Regions from separate parts of the Homo sapiens genome. Here region 1 is linked to region 2. Evidence: read pairs that join two places in POLR2A ChIA-PET (ENCODE). Cell type or tissue: PC-3. All regions are shown on one strand.

What was found. ChIA-PET counts read pairs that join two places held together with the same protein. Peaks named below come from ENCODE experiments on the same cell type or tissue, not always from the same donor. Only the 100,000 strongest peaks of a DNase experiment are listed, where the experiment ranks them.
Region 1: POLR2A ChIA-PET joins it to region 2 with 8 read pairs; 2 of 35 experiments call an interaction of 5 or more read pairs at or near these places.

What each region holds. Positions count from the first base shown.
Region 1 is chr2:32,747,528-32,750,027 of GRCh38, reverse strand. All of the region lies in intron 12 of TTC27 (tetratricopeptide repeat domain 27), which reads right to left. Among named protein-coding and RNA genes, the nearest start is that of LINC00486, 77 kb to the left of the region's middle. In PC-3, no CTCF peak of the experiment used is centred here; no DNase peak of the experiment used is centred here.
Region 2 is chr2:33,229,592-33,232,091 of GRCh38, reverse strand. The region is part of intron 9 of LTBP1 (latent transforming growth factor beta binding protein 1); the gene reads right to left. Among named protein-coding and RNA genes, the nearest start is that of MIR4430, 190 kb to the left of the region's middle. In PC-3, CTCF peaks have their summits at 1,982 and 2,184 (motif pointing left); a DNase peak (open chromatin) is centred at 1,011; H3K4me3 peaks cover 1,136 bases; H3K27ac peaks cover 2,500 bases.

The DNA of each region.
Region 1 (2,500 bases), 480 kb after region 2:
GCTCTTCTCACATTTGTGTTAAGATTCAACTCCTTTAGTAAACCACTTATTCTCTAAAATACTCAAAGTGGCTCTGCTTCCATAAAACAGGCCTAAGTGATAAAATCTTTTTTTTTTCCCATTTCTACCTTTTGAACTTATGTATCCTTCCATTTGGTAGTAACATATAGGTTAGCTTTTATCCAGTTGATTCTTAAATGCATGATCTCATGTAATCCCTACAATAATTCCAAGTAGTATATATTAACATGCCCATTTTTGAGAGAAAGAAATAAAAGCTTAGATTTCTTAGTCAATTGGCCACCCAAAACCCAAGAAACACTAAGTTAAAAAGCAGGAACTTGATTCTAGCTTCAACACTATTCCACAGGCAGACAGTAGCAAATGTAATGGTATAAGAACATCTGAAAATTCCCTCCACTACAAAATAACCAGAAAACTGGCCAAAAGTGTCAGAACCAACTTTTTCAGAACTCTGAAAATTAACCAAAGACTTGCAATAATACAGGAAGCATTTATTCAAGAGAAATGCTAAATCTTGGTAAGAAGAGCAAGCTTCATGGCATTTTAACTTGTACCATTCCAATCCCCTCTTCTCCAGTTCTGTAGTAGTCTTGAATACCAAGAGCCTGCAATCTTCGTGAAAACTAGTGGCCTGGCAGCCACTGGAGGGGGCAGAATGGGTTTGAAACACCTTTAAAGCTGCATTTCTGGAAAACTGTCATCATATGCCCAGTCTAGTGATTCCCTGGAAAAGCTCACTTGCAAGACTATCTTTATTTGACCTAATTCTAAGCTTGTTCAGTGAAAAGTCTTTCAAAAAACAACTAGAAATGACTGATTAATTTTGCAGCTGCCTGAGGTGGTAAATAACAGTTGGGGCAAACAAATGCAAAGAAACAAGAAAGTATGTTTATACAGGGAAAAGGCAATCAACAGAAACTATCCCTGAGGATGCCCAGATATTAGACTTACTAAACAAAGACTTAAAATCAACTATCTTAAGTAATCCCTGGTACAGGCATTAAGAATATAACTCAGGCCAGGCATGGTGGCTCACGCCTGTAATCCCAGCACTTTGGGAAGCTGAGGCGGGCAGATCTCCTGAGGTCAGGAGTTCGAGACCAGTCTGGCCAACATGGTGAAACCCCGTCTCTACTAAAAATACAAAAATTAGCCGGGCATGGTGGCGTAAACCTGTAATCCCAGCTACCCAGGATGCTGAGGCAGGAGAATCACTGAAACCTGGGAGGCAGAGGCTGCAGTGAGCCGAGATCACGCCACTGCACTCCAGCCTGGGCAACACGGCAAGACTCCATCTCAAAAAAAAAAAAAAAAGAATTGTTAGAACAAAGGCACATTTTTATGATAAAATGTTTACTCCATCAAGAAAGATATAACAATCACAAATATATGTGCAGCTAAAATAACTCCAAATTGCATGAAGCAAAAACTGAAAGAACTAAAGAGAAAAATAAACAACTGAACAATAATATTTGGAGATGTCAATACCTAACTTTTAAAAATGGACAGAATAACTACACAAAAGATGTAAGTAGACATGAATAATGCTATAAACCAACTAGACCTAACAGACATTTAAAGAACACTCCAGCCAACAGCAGAATACACATTCTTCTCAAGTGCACATAAACATTCTCCAGGATATACTATACGACAGGCCACAAAACAAGTCTCAACAAATGTGAAAGACTGAAGTCATAGAAAGTATGTTCTCCAACCACAATTGGGATAAAATTCAAAATCAATAACAAAAGGAATTTTGTGGAAATTAAACAATATACTCTTAAATAATCAATGAAATGAAGAAATTACAACAAAATTAAAAACACTTTGAGATTAACAAAACCAAAACCAAAATATGCTGAAACTTACGGGATGTAGCAAAAGCCTGATTCAATGGAAATTTATACCTATAAATGCCTATATTGAAAAAAAAGTTCTCAAATCAATAATCTAACCTTCCACCAAAAGTAACTAGAAAAAGAACAGCAAACTATACCCAAAGCAAGGAGAAGAAAGGAAATAAAAATTAGGGTATAAATTTAAAAAACAGAGGATCAAAAAATAATAGAGAAAATCAAAAAACCAAAAGTTAAATCTTTAAAATCAAATTACTAAAATTAGAAAGAAAAGGAGACATTACTACCAATCTTACAGAAATAAAAAGGATTACAGGGAAATACTATACTCCCCAGGTATCCTACGCTGAAAACAGGATCCAAGGCTCAGACATCAAATCATATTCTCAAAGAATCTGCTTGGTTAAAAACACCATTCTACAAATATTTATTCTACTTCAAACTATACTATAGTATAGATTGTGATGATTTACCAGAGTTTAATACCTAGTATTCTGCAACCATTGCAAAGAAGACAAAATAAATATAAACAGTTCCCAACTTAACGATGGTCTGACATACAATTTTTTAAATTTACAATGGTACCATAGCAATACACATTTGGTAGAAACTGTACA
Region 2 (2,500 bases):
TCTTAGTAATTTTTCATCCACTGATATCACACTCTCACCCTCACTCCTTGGTGATACACTTTTACTTTTCCTTATTTTCAGAGTTGAGCCCAATCTCTCTCCCCTACCCCAAAACTCCACTGCAGTAGTTCTTATACCTGTTACAACAGTTACCTGAATAAAATCTGTCTTACTGTTCTTTAACAAATGTTATAAACAATATTTTTCTTTAACATTATGTTAAAAGCAGAACAAATCCAGTAAGTGTTTTCCCAGCACGTATCACAAAGCCCATAATTAATTGCATGCAAATGGTTCGATTAATTATAAGAGCTTTGCCTTAAGATTCTCAATCATTTCACCTCATTCTACATGTCTGTTTTAATCCAGCACTATGCTACAAGACACATTCTTTTCTCCAGCCAGGCAGGCTTTCTTGGGGGTCTCACCTGCACTTTCTAGTGCTCATTTATCTAGGGTTCTCAAAGCATTCAAAGACCAATCTGCCTTTACCTGCTCACAGTACTGCAGTTCACACTCAGTATTTTTTTGGTAATCATTAAGAAGAGGTCTGAAATGCAAGCTACAGTCCAGACAAGCGCTTTGTAGCCAAAAAGTCCTTATGCAGAATATTGATCAAGACTGTGGAGTCTCATTTAATAACAGATATGCCCCCTGAAAACAGGTACATTATCTCTTCTTTTGTCCAAACAAAATGTGATTTCAGATGCACTCCGAGGAACTTTTTATCTAAAAGGAGCCTAGGCTGAAAGTTTTGGTAATGAGTATTCTTGTGCCTCAATGTATCGGTTTCATAAATTTATTTTATTAAAGCAGAACGAGTATAATAAAACGATGCTGAAAGAAAGTTATGTGGCTAGCTCTTTCCTATTTCCTTTAACGGGCTCATAGGGAGCCAGCTAAAATTCAGCTAGTTCGAAGAGTAAATAAAGCACATTGCATCCTGCTCATTCAAAGTGATTTCATTACACTAAATTCTAAGGGCAGGAACAATGTCTTACCCATCATTCATCACACATACTTTCAGTCTATAGCTAGGAGTGCCCCAGCGATTAATGTTTGTGGAATACTGAGTCATTTAAAAAGTCTTCGAGATGATCTATGAAAAACGAATATACATACACTGAATTATAAAAGTGTAGATGTCTTTTAATTACATTCAGCACGTACTGAGGTACTGTGGTATTGCCCACAGTACGTGCCAAAAATGTAGCAAATAATACTAAGTTGATTTTATCCTTGTAAACTGAAACTGGTAAGTGACTTTGGTATGTCAAAAGAGATACTTGCTTTTAATAAAATCACTCAACAGACTGATTCCCCAAGTACTTTCAGAACCAAATTCTATTTTTGAAACTTAGATTTACATCTAACTTTTTAAGAACCCACTTATGGCAAAATATGGACAAAAGAGGGTACTCAGTATTTCCACTCAGGGAAGGACTGAGTATTAAAGAAAAGCAGCATGGACGTAGGAGCTCTTAGTATTATTTCATTTAATTCTAGTTCTACATCAGACCTTTATAGCATAATAATCAAATGACAAATGCTGCTCTAGATCCATCAGAGCATATAACTATATTGTTTGTTATGATAAATGAAGCAAATTATAACAATTCCATAATGCTGAGAGTAGCAAGGCTGTTTTGGAGCTCCATGTGTGTATATGTAATAAATCATCCCTTTGAAAAGATAATTGCAGCACCACTAGAGAGGAGGAAAAAAAACAACTTTGAGGGCAATTATTTGAAAGCTCCTCAAATTAACATGTATACAGTTGGTTCTTTGTTACTGAGTGCACATTAGTAAAAGTTGTTTCAGGACATTAGTTCACTTAGTTGAAGGAAATAATGTAATTCTAGTTATTAACCACTTTAATTTTAAAAGTGCTTTGTAAACTGAGAAGACATTAGACTGTAAGAACAATGTGGAAGGCACAAGCAATTAGATGCTAAATGGGCTCCTTTTGAAAACCTTTAGGAAAACAAAATCAAAAAGCTTCAAGGTTCTAGGAAAACTGAATGTACATATGTAATGTGAGCAAGTTCGATTTCATTTTACTGACCATCAATATCACAAAGGGAGTGAAATTAAGCCCTTCTCTCAATAGTAATTTCAATAGATTTACTGAATGAAATCATATTATGAGTCAAATGCCTTTGTAATGTAATTTAGCAGTGCCTCCTTGAGGACCCATGAAATAGAATTTTGTGTGTTACTTCACTTTAGAATCATTGCCAAAAAGTATAACACTGCTTTACAAATATCCTCCAGAGACCTAAGCCAGGATTTGGTGTTACCAGTAGACCATCAGCGAATTGACTAAGGCAGAACCATCTAATATGCTCAGTATGAACAAAGTTTGCTAAGGGTCAGTCAGCCGTACCGACAGAGGAAAATGCAAAAAAACTCATGCAATTACTTGAATAAGTCTCCATTCTAACATACAAAATAGATAGCAAGTGATTACTTGCAAATTTGCACTTCTATCACTTCTAAA